Regions from separate parts of the Homo sapiens genome. Here region 1 is linked to region 2. A link is a contact called in ENCODE Hi-C or POLR2A ChIA-PET data. All regions are on one chromosome and are shown on one strand. The core of a region is the stretch at or near the end of the contact, and the rest is flanking DNA. Distances in the headings are between cores, read along the strand shown.

Region 1 (6,943 bases), core at 4,178-6,677, 41 kb before region 2:
GCAGTGCTTATGACTCCCATTTTGTACATGAGTAGGCTGAGTCCAGGAGAGGGGAAGGTACTTGCGGGAGGCCACAGAGCCAGTGAGCGGCACCACCAGGAACTGACTCTGTGTCTGGACAACCTTGTAGCATAAGGCCCATTCTCATTTCTCCATTCCACCTTCCATAATCACCTCTCTTCCACTGAAACTCAACTGGTGGGGGTGGGGAGTGCAATTAGACACTCTTGGGTTCTACAGGGTTTGCCTTGCTCTTCTGTCCCCAGTTCCAGTTTGGACATGTAGCCCAGTGACTCCTGCATTACAACGACAGGCAGAAAGTTACCCAGAAAGCTTGTTGCTGTGAGCTTCAGAGCACACGCTTTTGTTACAGGTAATTAACCTGCTTTCAGGGCACAAAAGCCATGCAGCAGCAGCTGCCAGGGAGAGTGGCTGTCCCTGAGTGCTCCAGCCTGGTGCTAGGGGGAGTCTGAGCTTCAGAGCAGGGTGGACAGGGCAGGGCAGAGAGGCTGCAACTGCCACCCTCCACGGTGGGTGGGCGCCTTCTTTCAAGGGAGAGCTGGGAGACCTGGCTGGACTCCTAGGGATTCTCCAGAACTGAGAGGGCTCCCAGGCTGGAATCACTAGCTCTTCTCTTTTTTCTTTCCACCGCACCCTCACCCCCGGATGTGGCTCATTTCAGGACCCTACACAACTTATTTGGGAGCACTGAGATTGCTCATATTCTGTGCCAGCAACCTGTAGGCTCCCAGAGGATTCCACCCTCCTAAGAACCTTCTCCCCAGGCTCACAGATCCTTTGAATCTCCACAGTTCTCTGCTCACAGCCTGCCTGCCCCACCTTTCCATAGCTCACCCTCCTGAAAATACTCCCTTCGCTGGCTCCTCCTTTTTTGTCCTCCCTTAAATGTCTACCCAGTTTTTCTCTACCTTCTCCTGGTCTATCCCTTTTCTCAGTCAGATGCAACATGGCCTTGTGAATTAGTCCCCAGCCCCAGGGCCCGAGGCTCCCCACTGCCCACAGACTCTGAGACCTTGGGCCTGACCTTGGTGTTCCTCCATGCCCTCCTTTCTAACTACCCTGCAAAGACTTTCTAAAGTCCAAATCTTGCGACTGAATCCCATTGGGAAGATGAGAAAGGAAATGGAGTTGGGGTGGGGCTCAGAGAGCTAAACCCTTATCTTTCATTCTAGACACTCGGTGGAAAGATGATGTCCAGTGTTGTTACCCACGAGATACCAAAGTGAGCAAATTATATGGAAATTGAAGAATAGAAGTATTCAAAGGTTTGGGTGATTGGATACTTAGTTTTCATTCAAACCTTGTAGAACTGCCCGGTGTCTCTAAATTCTGTGCATGTGACATATTACCAGAATTCAAATTAATTCTTGAAGTGAATTGGAAGAGAAGAGGATTTAGAAGAAGGTTCTGACCGGTCAAAGCCAGACGCTGCCATGTGGAAACATGGGCCTTGGATAGACAAAGACAAGCCAAAAATTCTGATTTACACATGAAACATCATGATTTTTAAATGGTGGCCAATAATTCAACAGAGACTTTAAAAGAACGTGAAGGCCACAAACAAACATCCCAGGTCTGCGGGCCATATGCCCCTCAGGGTGCCAGGGTAACGCCTCTAATAGTCATGCTGAGACAACATCCACATTAGTTTCCTGGGGCTGCTGCAACAAATTACCACAAACTTGGTGGCCGAAAATAACACAGATCGAATCACTTGTTCTGCTGGCCCAAAGTCCAAAACTAGTTTTGTCAGAGGCATTGAACCAGAACGACTCCATCTTGAAGAGGGGCTGGGTGAAATGAGGCTGAGATCCGCTTGAGGCTGAGATCTGTTCTGCCGCACTCCCAGGAAGTTAGGGATTCTTAGCCACAGGATGTTTATGGTTAAGGGAACAAGTTAATAATGTTTACGCAGCCGACCCAGGACTTCACAGACCCAGGAACTGCCCCAATGGCCCGATATCTTAAGTACAAAAGCATTCTTAGTTTAAGAATAAGTTTACTTTAGGGGTTGGGGTGGGGGGGATAGCATTTGGAGATATACCTAATGTTAAATGATGAGTTACTGGGTGCAGCACACCAACATGGCACATGTATACATATGTAACTAACCTGCACGTTGTGCACATGTACCCTAAAACTTAAAGTATAATAAAAAAAAGAATAAGTTTACTTTAAAGATATTAATATAGATTCTTGCAGACGACAATAGTTACACAAAGACGAACAATCCTTTGTCACAAGCTCTCGTAGTAGAGCACATCGCCCCATAATTTCCTTGACTTTGTTGTCTTGTGTATAAATAAGCACTGTACCTAAGGTGGGTGCCTTCCTCCTGTTGCTTTCAGGAATGCCCTGCTCTGTCTAGGGAGTAGACATTCTTTTATTCCCTTACTTTCTTAATAAACTTGCTTTCATTTTACTTTGTGGACTCGCCCTGAATTCTTTCTTGAGTGAGATCCAAGAACCCTCTCTGGGGGTCTGGATCCGGACCCCTTTCCGATAACAGTTTGACTGGGCTGAAGTCCAGGTGTCGACAGGATTGATTTCTTCCAGGGGCTCTAGGGAGGATTCATTTCCTTGCCTTTTCCAGCTTCTGGGGGCCACCTGTGTTCCTTGGCTTATGGCCCCTTCTTCGTCTTCAAAGAGCATCACTCCAATGTCTGCTCCAGTGGTCCCATTTTCCCTCTGACTCTGACCCTCTGGCTTCCCCCTTTATAAGGACCCTGTGACGACATAGGGCCCATTTAGATATTCTAGGACAATCTCTTCATTTCAAGAGACTTAATCACATCTGCAAAGTCTTTCTTCCATGTAAGGTGACATTCAGATTCTGGGATTAGGATGTAGTCATCATTGGCTGGGGGGTCATCATTCAGCCTTTCAAACCATAGGTCTTGACTGCTAATGGGTCATGAGAGCAATTTAATGGATCATAAATAGCATTTTTATAAAAATGTGATAGAATAGAATAATAGAATAATCAGAGGCACCACATTTGATACAGGTAAGTGCTGCCTTGTGAAATTTATCTCAGGAATACTCATCTACAGGTCTACATACCCAAGCAAATGTGTCTACAGGGTTCCAGAGCTAAAGGTTGGGCAAATTTGGAAAAACATGGCTGTAGAATATCTGTTGAATGACATTGCCTAGAGTGACCCAGTGAAGATAGAAGAGAACTTGGAGTGAGGCAATTGACCATGCCTTCCCTCTGCTGTGTGACCTTCAGTAAGTCAATTAACCTCTCTGAGTTTGTTTACTGGACTGTAAAACAGGGTTATTGTAATGATCAAATGAAAAAAAAATTGTGAAAGTTCTCTGGAGACATACAAATGTCAGGCAAGGTGGTTAGTGTGGTTAGTCTTCGAGAAGTGAATTGCCTTGAATAAAAGGGGTCTTATATTTGCTGTTCCCTTCGCCTTCCACACGATGGCATCCTTGAAACACAGGGAGGTGGCTGCAGGTGGCCTGTTGTGGCAGCTAGAAAAAGGTGCTAAGGATGTGGGGACATGTATTTCAAACTTTAAAGGGCCAAGGTCTCCACATGAAGGGTCGTCTCGTGAAAAGACTATATTGATATGATTTCCTTTTCCCTTCCAGTGGCAAATCCCCTCCTGACAGGCAAGCTCTTTGCCAAACAGGCGTTTTCCAGTCCTCAGAGCAGCTGCACATCATTATAAACAGTCCCTAAGTAAAGGATTGGCCCTGGACCATGTTGGGTCAATTAGCCCCTTTCTCACCTGGTTCTTTCCACCAAATTTCCAAAACGTTCAGTCTCCCACCACCCAAAACAGAAAACCCTGGTCCCTGCACTCAGAGTTACTACCTTTTATTTATTTTTTTTAAGAGATGGGGTCTCACTATGTTGCCCAAGCTGGACTCGAACGCTTGGGCTCAAGCAGTCCTCCAGCCTCAGCCTCCCAAATAGTTTGGATTACAGGTACCCGCCAGTGCACCTGATTTTAAAATCGCTACCTCTCTTCCTTCCCTCTGCCACCAGATTTCTAGAAGGAGCAGGGCACTCTTGCCTCTGCTTCTGCTATTTATTGACTCTGACTTTCAACCCACAATTCCACACACGGAAGCTCCTTTTCTTCATGGCCTCCTAATTGCAAATTCACATTTTCATTCCAATTTCTTCCTGTGACTTCTCTGCTGTGCATGGTGTTGACCACTTTCTCAGAAACTTTGGGTCTTCCCAGCTTCATCTGGCCTCAGGTCCTGGCTCCTCCCTATATCCGCTCACATCTGGCCTCTCCCCATCAGTCCCTCAGCTCCATCCTCCCTCCACTAGCTGCCAATCATGTGTCCCTGGGTTTCTGTTCCCCACACAGGTGCCTCAGGCAATGGGACTTGCAGACCCACACTCTGCCCCAGCCTCTTGACATGCCCATCAGAGTCCTCATCTGCCATTTGAGAGACAGGAACCCTGGCTCAGATCACAGTATCTCCATGTACCCAGACAGCGGGATCCTAGCAAGAGGGGCTGTCTGCTCAAGGTCATGAGAAAGTGGCAAGCAAAAGAGAAGGGTCGCCTTCCTCGGGATGGGCCAGCCTGAAGGAGTCAGAAGAGCGGGGAGGTATGAGGAACTCTATCTTGGGGCTGAACAGAAGCCCACAGTGCAGCCAGGAAGTGTGACATGAACAGTTCAGGCTGTGCACAAAGACGGGGAGAATGCTGGAGGTTTCTTATGGCAATGAGAGTTTCACACACCTGCCTTATTGCTTAGCCTTTGTGTTTCCCCTCAGGGATTAGCAATGCAATTCGAAAATAAAACTCACTGTGTGGCTGTTGGAGGGGGTAGCACACAGGCTGCCTCACAGCCAGCACAGGCAAGAAAGTCCCCCCAGGACTCAACAGCAATGGATTTGCAGCGGTGGGTGGCGTTTCCTGTGCCTTTACCCTGGGCTGGCCCCTGTGAAGTGCTTTCTGAGGACTGTCTCAGTCAGTCTTTCCAGCAACCTCAGGAGGCATCATTACCCTCCCCATTTTACCATGAAGGAAACCGAGGCTCAGAGAAGCAAGGAAGTTCCCTAAGGTCACACAGCCGGCCCAGAGGATCAGAACACAAGCCCAGGGGACGCAGCCCCAGGAGCTAATGAGAAAAGTGCCTGTGATTCGGCTTCAGGTCATACTGAGCACTTCTGTAGGCCATGCAAACACATTCTTTTTTTCTTTTTTTCCTAATGCAGGTTAGGGCTTAACTGGAACTTAACTGGAAACTTCTGTGCACATCTGCAGACACAGAAAAATGAAAACTTTAGCAACCAGCTGCATGTCCCAGAGAACAATTTTCCAAGGATAAAAGACACTCAGTGACTTCACAAGCACGGCACTGTGATGTCCCCTCCCTCCCCCTTTCATGAAATTCAGATGTCATTAGAGTAGGCTCCTAACCGTCCTTACCACATCAGCCCTAGGATGCCTCACTGAGGGCATGCGCTCAGTCATCAAGAGCACGCGGTGGTTTGTGTGCAGAGGGAACTACCCAAGGGAACAAAAAATAAGAAAAGACCTCAAAGTGGCCCCTGCCCCTGCCCACAGACAGGGAACCGGGTCTTTGTTTTGCTTCCTACGGGGAAGCATGCCCTGGGCAGTGGGTCTGGGGTGTGAAGACAGCCACCTCCCCACTCCAGCGTCTGCGGCTGCAGGTAGGGGAGGAGGCTGGGAGGAGGCCCTTCCGCACTTCCAAGCTGATCAGCGCAGCGTGAGCGCCGGCGTGCGAGTGGGTGCCGCGTCCAGACGGTTTCCATTTCCCCGGATAACCACGGAAAACATGAATCAGGAGGGCCCCGCGCTGGCCCAGCTGCAGTGTGGGGGCACACGCCGGTGAGTCACAGGCTGTGCTGCCAGCGCTGTTTTTCACATTTCTGTCCAGGGAACAGTTTCTCACTGGACGTTCAGTTTTTTCAGTCCTCTCTTCCCCCAGGACGTTGCTCAGACTGTGTCCAAGGGCTCCCTGTGCCCGCAGTGAGATGACAGCTTTCCTGCTGCCGGTAACACTGAGGAAGGCTGATTGAGCACAGCTTAGGGGACAAGGTCCCTGCAAATCAGGGACACGGAGTAACTCCTGGTCCTCAGCACAGCCCCTAGAAGAGGGCGCCTCGCAGACCCATTTCACACATGAAGGAAGCAAGGTCAAAGCTCTGGCCCGGCCGCTCATCAGCTTCCAGGGCTCTGCCCTCGGAGTCCACGCTCTGAAGCGGGGTCGCGTCAGGCATCGCATCCCCAGCAGCTCACCGATCGCAGTTCCCAAACGGCCGTATGCCGCACACGTCCCAGCTTCTTCCGGTGGCGATGGCCACAGAGATGCGAGTGCTGTCACTGCTGAACGCAGCAGAAGGGCTAAGTGCCCACTCAGCCCAGGGCAGAGGAGCACAAGGTTCCTCCAACCTCGAACAGGCTTCCTAGCGTTCCCAGACCCCGTGCCCTCCTTAGAGAGGGAAGGATGCCACCTCCCTCAGGAGCCACTGCCAGGTCTGTGCCTGTACTTTGCACATATTGTCACCTCCGGTCCTACAACAACCCTCGGCGATGGGCAGGCTCGCTATCCCCACTTACAAGTGAGGAGACTGAAGATCAGAAAGGATAAGTGAGCGGGCCGTGATCACTCAGCTACTGAGTGGCGGGGCCAGGATCTGAACAGAGGGCTGGTGGCTCCAGGATCTGCAGTCCTGCTGAATTCTGGCGTTCCTCCCTCCTCTGACCCTCCAAGGCTGCCTGCACCTGTGGCAGAGAACACTGAGCTGCCTTTGCATAAATGTGCTCTCACACCATGCTCTGCTTTTCCACAGGGCTGTTCATTGCTTGACTTGGCACAATTCACAGTCACGTGCCACACAGTGACAGACCACATATAGGGAGGTGGTCCCATAGATTATAGTGGAACTAAAACATTTCTATTGCCAGGCCCCCCGG
Region 2 (6,290 bases), core at 1,117-3,616:
CAATAAATCCAGGCCCCTGTTAGATGGTTTCGTGGCTCCCTGTACTTTTCTTCGCAGCACTGATTGCTCTGTTATTTGTATGACTTTTTACTAATGTCTGTTTCCCCTAGCCCGTGTGTTCCATGACGGCAGGGACTAGGTGGGTCTTGCCTGGCACCTGATAGAAATTTAGAAAGTATCAGTTGAAGGAGTGAGTCTGCCAGCAACAGACAGTCTAGGTGTAGCTGAGCTAGAGTCACCCAGGAGCACAACCCTTGAAAGGCGTCAGGTCGCAGTATGAAAATGCCTGTAGGGTTCGGCTGCCTGGAAAAGTCCCTGATCTAGCCCTGGAGATGGGCTTCAGGGGCTCCAGCTGTGGCTATGGGTGGGGAGGGGGTGCTCCCCAGCTAGCCCTCCCTCGTTCGCCCTGGGGCTGGCATTTCTTGGCATGCTCCCCACCTCCCACCTGCAACTGAAACCCCCAGTGTGGGGCTGCAGCCACTGGCATGTGACTGTGTTCTGCCTGAGGATAAATGTTGGGAAAAAAAATAGAGGGAAATGACAGCAACCTCCCTGCAAGGAAAGTGGAGAAACAAAAGGCCAGGAATGCTTTTCCAGAACAAGGCATCAGGGTTTAGTGAGACAGAGCCGGACTCCATCTCCATGGAAAAACAGTTAGCCTCTGCCTTACCAGCATGTGGGCACTCTCTACAGGTTTTTGCCCAAGCTCTGGCAGGCTCCCAGATGGTCTTCGAGGTGCATGTTCAGGGCAGCTTTGTGCGGATGTCCTAAAGACGTTGCACTCAGGGGCTGTCTTCAGTGTCACATGGCCCTGAGGCATATGAAAACACTGTGCAGGAGAGGAGCCTACTTTAGGGGGTAGAGCAAACTGGCTAGCTCTGTCTTCTATCAGCAATGCAACCTGGAGAGGCCTTTCTTGAGACAGCTGTTTGGCCACCTGAGTCAAGCCTGCCTTCCCCCTGGGATCCCATGATTCTCAGTGAAGTCTAGTCCAAGCCCTGGTCCAAGCTCTGATATGTTGTCTGTGCCCTTCCTCCTCCAGACAGTGGTCCATGTCATAAGGTTCCCCTTTACTGACTACGTGCTGTGCACCTGCCATGCAACCTTCTGTTCCTCATCATCTTAGCTGACCTCCACAAACACCTGTAAGGCAGATGATGTAATTATCTCCATTCTACAGACTCAGGGGCCGAGGCTCAGACAGGCGAAGCCACATTCCTGAGGCCACACAGTTGGTAAGAGATGGATCCAGCTGGACGATCCCAACAGCTGGGCCTTTACACCTTTGATTTATGGCCTCTTGGGATGGCGGCTTGTGTGGTTGCTTCACTGCATAACCTCAAATTCCCACAAGTTTCGTATGTTCATTTAGAGAGGAGGAAATTGAAGTTCGGAGCAAGTAAGTGGCATATCTGAGACTGCACAACATTACCTGGGAGAGACAAGATTTGACCCCCGAAGGTTCAAGAGCCTCATTCTTTTCCATATGACCATTGCAGCATCCAAACCTTCACTCCTCGCTGGGGCGAGCAGACCCCATCCTCCAGGCTTGGGTAGAGGAGAATCTCCATTGTGACTGTGCTCTTCACGGGCTGTGTCTATTCCTGATTTTAGACTTTCCAAACAGTTGTCCAACCAAAGCTTCAAGCTAAAGACCTCAGTGCCTCCACATCAGGATGGATTGAAAGCTATGGACTCTGGTGTAACAGGAGCAGGGTCAAAAGCACAGTCTTTGCCTCATTGCACCAGAACTGCTGACAATCACAGAGCACTGGAAAGATCCTTCCTAACTGGCTCCCCAGCAATTCTACAACAATTTGTTTGTTGCCCTTAAATGAGCCAATCATCCTCACAAACCAGGCTTCACATGGTCCCCAGCTAAAGAGCTCATAGTCATGTTCATGGCTGCTGACTACAGGCTGGTCTATTTCTAAAGCAGCTTGATTTCTAAACCACTCTGAATTAAATAAGACAAGTTTTAAAGAGGTCACTGTGGAATGTTCCATTATTAAAACGATAATATAAATTCTCTAAGAAACCCACTTGTGTGCCAAATTTACATCACATTATCAAAGATGTGCTTTGGATGAACATTGTTCTTGGGGTAGATTTCAGAGAAGAAAGAAAGTGACCAAAGGAAGCAACATCTACCCCGGCCTTTTTTTAGCTCCTAGGAAGTAAAAGTAAAAAAGCAACTTCAGCTATCAAATCCCTCTAATCACAGAGGGTCAGGTGGGGAGGTAAGGAGATATAAACAAAGTGAAAGAGCTGGTAGGGGAAGGGTGGACCTCAGCCCGATGAGCACCCCCAGGCACTGCAGCAGATGCATGTCTTTAAAAGGCCCCAGGGAAGTTAGATCACAAAAGCTCTGTGTGTAAGTGAAGCTGATTCATTATTCCTGTGTTTGGACAACTAGACCAGTACAATGCTGACCCCACCCACTGGACAGACACCATATCTATCCAACACTCACACAGCAGCCCTAGCAGGTGGGAAGTGCTGTCTCTGATTTTCACAGAAGGGCTTTAAGCAGTCTGATAGTTTGCATTATTGTTCTCAAATATTTACCTACTTTGCCCCCATCCAGCTCCTTGGGAGGAGTATATTTCCTCTCCACATTGATGTTGGGCTTGGCCGTGGGACATGCTTTGGCCAAGGGAAAGTGGGCAGATGTGAAATGAGCCTTCAATGCTTGAGCAGTCTGCTTGGCTCTTATGCACTGAGACCTGCCATTAGAAGAGCTTCCCCTGAGTGGCCACTGCCCTGAAGCCTGAACCTTAGAATAAAACACGCGTCGCAGACCTGAGTCTGATCAAAGCCCAGAGCCATGCCCAGCTGAACCACAGCGTGAAGCAGGGCTGCCCACTGAGTCCCAGGCTATCAGCTAAGCTGCACTCAACATGTAGATTCATGAGCATGAGGGAAATGATACTTGTAACAAACCACAGAAGTTTAACATGTTATCTCACACAGCAGTAGCAGTTATTACAGAAAGGTTGTATAATTAACCAAAGTCAAGGAGAAGTCTGATTCTGAGCATTCAGATTTGCCTAGCTCCAAATCCCATGCTCTTTTAATTTTCCCATGTAGAACAAACAGGCTGGAGGTTACAAGTTTGGGGAACAGTCATCTCTACCATGCAGCTGGGTACTGAAGTGTACAGGTAGTCTAAGGCAAAAGAGAAACATTGTACAGGAGATTATGCAGTAGAAGGGTTTGTTGATGAATCTCCCTAGATTTAGGTTTCCAGAGGATGTTCCACATGAACTTTTTGGCTCCTTCTGCCCAGTTAAATAATCACACCTATGCTAATTGATGTGTTTTATTCGTGAACCTAAAACATGTTGATAGGCAGTTATCTTTGTATTTAAACTTGGCTGAAATTTCTGTTTTCAACATTGTAGATAAAATCCACATGCCTCAGTGTAAAAATAGTAATATTTTACAGAAATAAGAAAATTACAAAAGGTGGTTCTCACATAAAAACTATCCATTCTCCTACTAGGAGTCCTGTTTGACCCATACCCTTTTCATCTCACCATGTGGAGAAAATGGTGTGGAGGAGGAATTTAGGACAAATAGAAGGACTGCTGAGAACTAGAGCACTTATTAAGCTGAGGTTCAGGGTTAATTTGCTTGTATCTACATTTCCATCCATTTACTGTGAACTTCTCTTTCTTATGCTCATGACGTACATTAAGGAAATATTTATGGTATTTCCATGGTAGAAAAACAGATGTCTCTTGATCTCTATTTTGATTTTTAAAATTCCATGGGACAATAAATGTTATGTGTACATATTTTTAGACATCTCATGAATTTCTACAAAGAGGTTTTCCCATCTGAAAAAGAAATTTAAAATTACTCCTGTGTTCCACAATCTCTAGATTTCTGTCATTAATTTGCAGTTCTTTGGGGGGTCTGGAGTGGAGTTGGAGTATTTATTAGTTATTCAAACATGACAGGCACTATGCTAAGTACTTTGTATACACACCCATGAGTCATGATAACAGCCCATAAGGTCTGTTGTATAACCTGGATTTGCAGATGAGGCTCAGAGAAGTTGAGTTACTTTTTCAAAAATATCACCGATAAGAGGCAGAGCTCAGGATTGAACCCAATTATGTCTGGCTCCAAATTCCATGCATTTTCCACAACTGCAGACTGCCTCCTCCCATGCTATTTCCTCCTCATCAAGTCCAGGTGTCAGCAGAAATATTTCTAAGCCTCCAACAAGAAGAAGGGCCTTGTTTTCTGGGTTGGGGACAGGTTTATAAGGATAAGAAGGACCTCAGCACTTGGGTCCACTCTCCATCACTCATTCTGGACTTTATCCAGCTTGTCTCTGTCCTCTCTGTTTTTAAATTAGGGCTCTTTTACTATTTATTAACTTATCTAGTGGAGGGGTGTGTGAGACACTAACTCAATTTGCCTTTTAGTTAGAAATCAAACTAAACCTTTGGTTTTGGAGAGGGAAAGCAGATGGGTAAAGAAGTTAAGCAACAGCTCCTGGAGGTTGGAGGATTGATCTGTTCCTTCCAGGCTTGCTTTCGTTAAAAGAGTTACTCATAATTCAGCTGCATTATCACAGAGATGTGTTTTACAAATTAACCTTAACTGCTTTGACTTAGAGGAGGGAATCTGATTTTCTTAGAACACATTTTTCCCAACAGGGTCCCAGTGTCAATGGCAGCTATGCTGAGTCATCAATGACTTGGTAAAGAATAACAATCAAACCTAAAAATTAACATATGGGAAATTAACATTTTCTCTAACAACTTCAGGCACCACTTTTTGTTATTCATGTAATTATAATTTACAGTTGCTCAAGCCAAAAACCTGGGAATTATCCTTGGTTATTCTTTTCTCTCTATCCTTGATGTTGTCACAGGATCCTTAAGGTGTTGCTTTGCCAGCCAGAAACCTCTGTGGCTGGCGGCACCTTCTGCCTGAGTATTGCTCATGCCCACTGGGCTTGTTACTGCCCACTCAGCCTGGCAGGCTGCACTTGGCCCAAGCTACTGGCCCAGATTCCACACCTGCCTAGGGCAAGCCAGGCACAGAGTGGCAAAGGGTGTGTGAGCAAACATGGGGTCCAGCCACTGCACACAGCCAGGCACACTGGCTGCTGTGACAGGGTGCATAGTGACAGCACAGGTGTCAGCTCCATGTGAGGCTGCAGCTGGACCGGATATACTGTATGTGGCTTCTGCTGTGAGCAGCTGCATCTAGACAAGGGGAACATGGTGGTGCCTGGAAGCTTGGAGATGCCAGGAACTGCAGAGCCCCAAAGAGGGTGTCACAGCCCTGGCATGGGGAGCCCCTAGGTCTGGGATCCCCGAAGGGTTCTAGCTCTCCTCTCATCACCTGCTCAATGTGGCAAGCAGGGCGGGGGGGTGTTTCAGCCCTGTTTGTGTTACAGCTCTTTCAGTCCTGCCATCTGGTGGGTTCCAAGTTCTTGCCCCATGTCCAGGAAGAATAAGGTACATGGAAAACTGGAGGGTGAGCAAGGTGGAGAGGAGCTTCATTGTGTGACAGAACAGCTCTCAGGAGACCCGAAGTGGGTAGCTCTTTTCTGCAGGCAGGTCCTCCTGATGAGTGTCCAGCTCTCAACAGAGAGGAGACTCACAGTAGGTAGCTCCTTTCCACAGCTGGTAGTCCTGACCTCTGTTCTAGTCTGGCTGAGTTCATGGTTTTTACAGGCTCAGAAGGGAGGAAATGCATGCTGATTGGTCCATGGGTGGCTAGGGGTAGGCCTGGAAAAAGCACCATCAGTTCTCACTCCTGTCTGCAGACTCTACCTGGAACTGACAGCCCGGCCTCCATGCTTCAGGCCATCCCTGGTTTGAAGGTGGGGCTTCACCAGGAACCAGCCCCTTTCCACCAAGGAGCCTGTCTGCCTCTTGCCGCCATCAATCATGTTGTCCACAGTGCCCAGAGTGTTCGTGCCAAGGGCACCTGCAGACCCATGTCTAGCCACCTTGGTGCCCCCTAGGCCTCTCTCCCATGCTCATTGGTGCCCAAAGTCCGGAGAAGGCCGAGGTGGCAGGGGTCTGGTGTGTCAGCACTGCCCTGAGCATGTGCACACCTGGCCAGGTTGTGACAATGCCCCGGCTTGGCCACAACTTTGCTTGCCAGGTGCCGGGAGTGGTGAGAGGCCAGGCAGTGAGAGCAGGCACTTCTGAGCCTATGAGAGGAGGGCTTCCTGGGCCCCTGAGAGCAAGACAAGAGAGTTCCAAAGGAGCTGTGTGACTTTTGACAAAGACATGCTGAAATTTACTGACCCACCA

The links. Hi-C counts contacts between places; a loop is a spot of excess contacts on that map. ChIA-PET counts read pairs that join two places held with the same protein, here RNA polymerase II (POLR2A). Pooled maps may share reads with other maps.
Region 1: a map of OCI-LY7 shows a loop between it and region 2 (3-fold over the local background). The contact joins two enhancer-like sites. A Hi-C loop is called at or near these places in 1 of 168 maps with a recorded cell type or tissue (OCI-LY7), 1 of 37 single-sample maps with no recorded cell type and 3 of 50 pooled maps. POLR2A ChIA-PET finds 5 or more read pairs at or near these places in 6 of 52 experiments (AG04450, BJ, IMR-90 and 3 more).

Annotation. Positions count from the first base shown.
Region 1 is chr2:237,150,789-237,157,731 of GRCh38, forward strand. No RefSeq gene overlaps it. Among named protein-coding and RNA genes, the nearest start is that of COPS8, 68 kb to the left of the region's middle. RefSeq lists an enhancer at 5,251-5,785. Within about 2 kb of position 5,428, at least 17 of the 41 ENCODE cell types and tissues checked have a DNase peak (open chromatin) inside an H3K27ac peak, as active enhancers do; they include IMR-90, where a contact is called at or near this core.
Region 2 is chr2:237,194,670-237,200,959 of GRCh38, forward strand. No RefSeq gene overlaps it. Among named protein-coding and RNA genes, the nearest start is that of COPS8, 110 kb to the left of the region's middle. RefSeq lists an enhancer at 6,075-6,290. Within about 2 kb of position 2,367, at least 3 of the 41 ENCODE cell types and tissues checked have a DNase peak (open chromatin) inside an H3K27ac peak, as active enhancers do; they include IMR-90, where a contact is called at or near this core.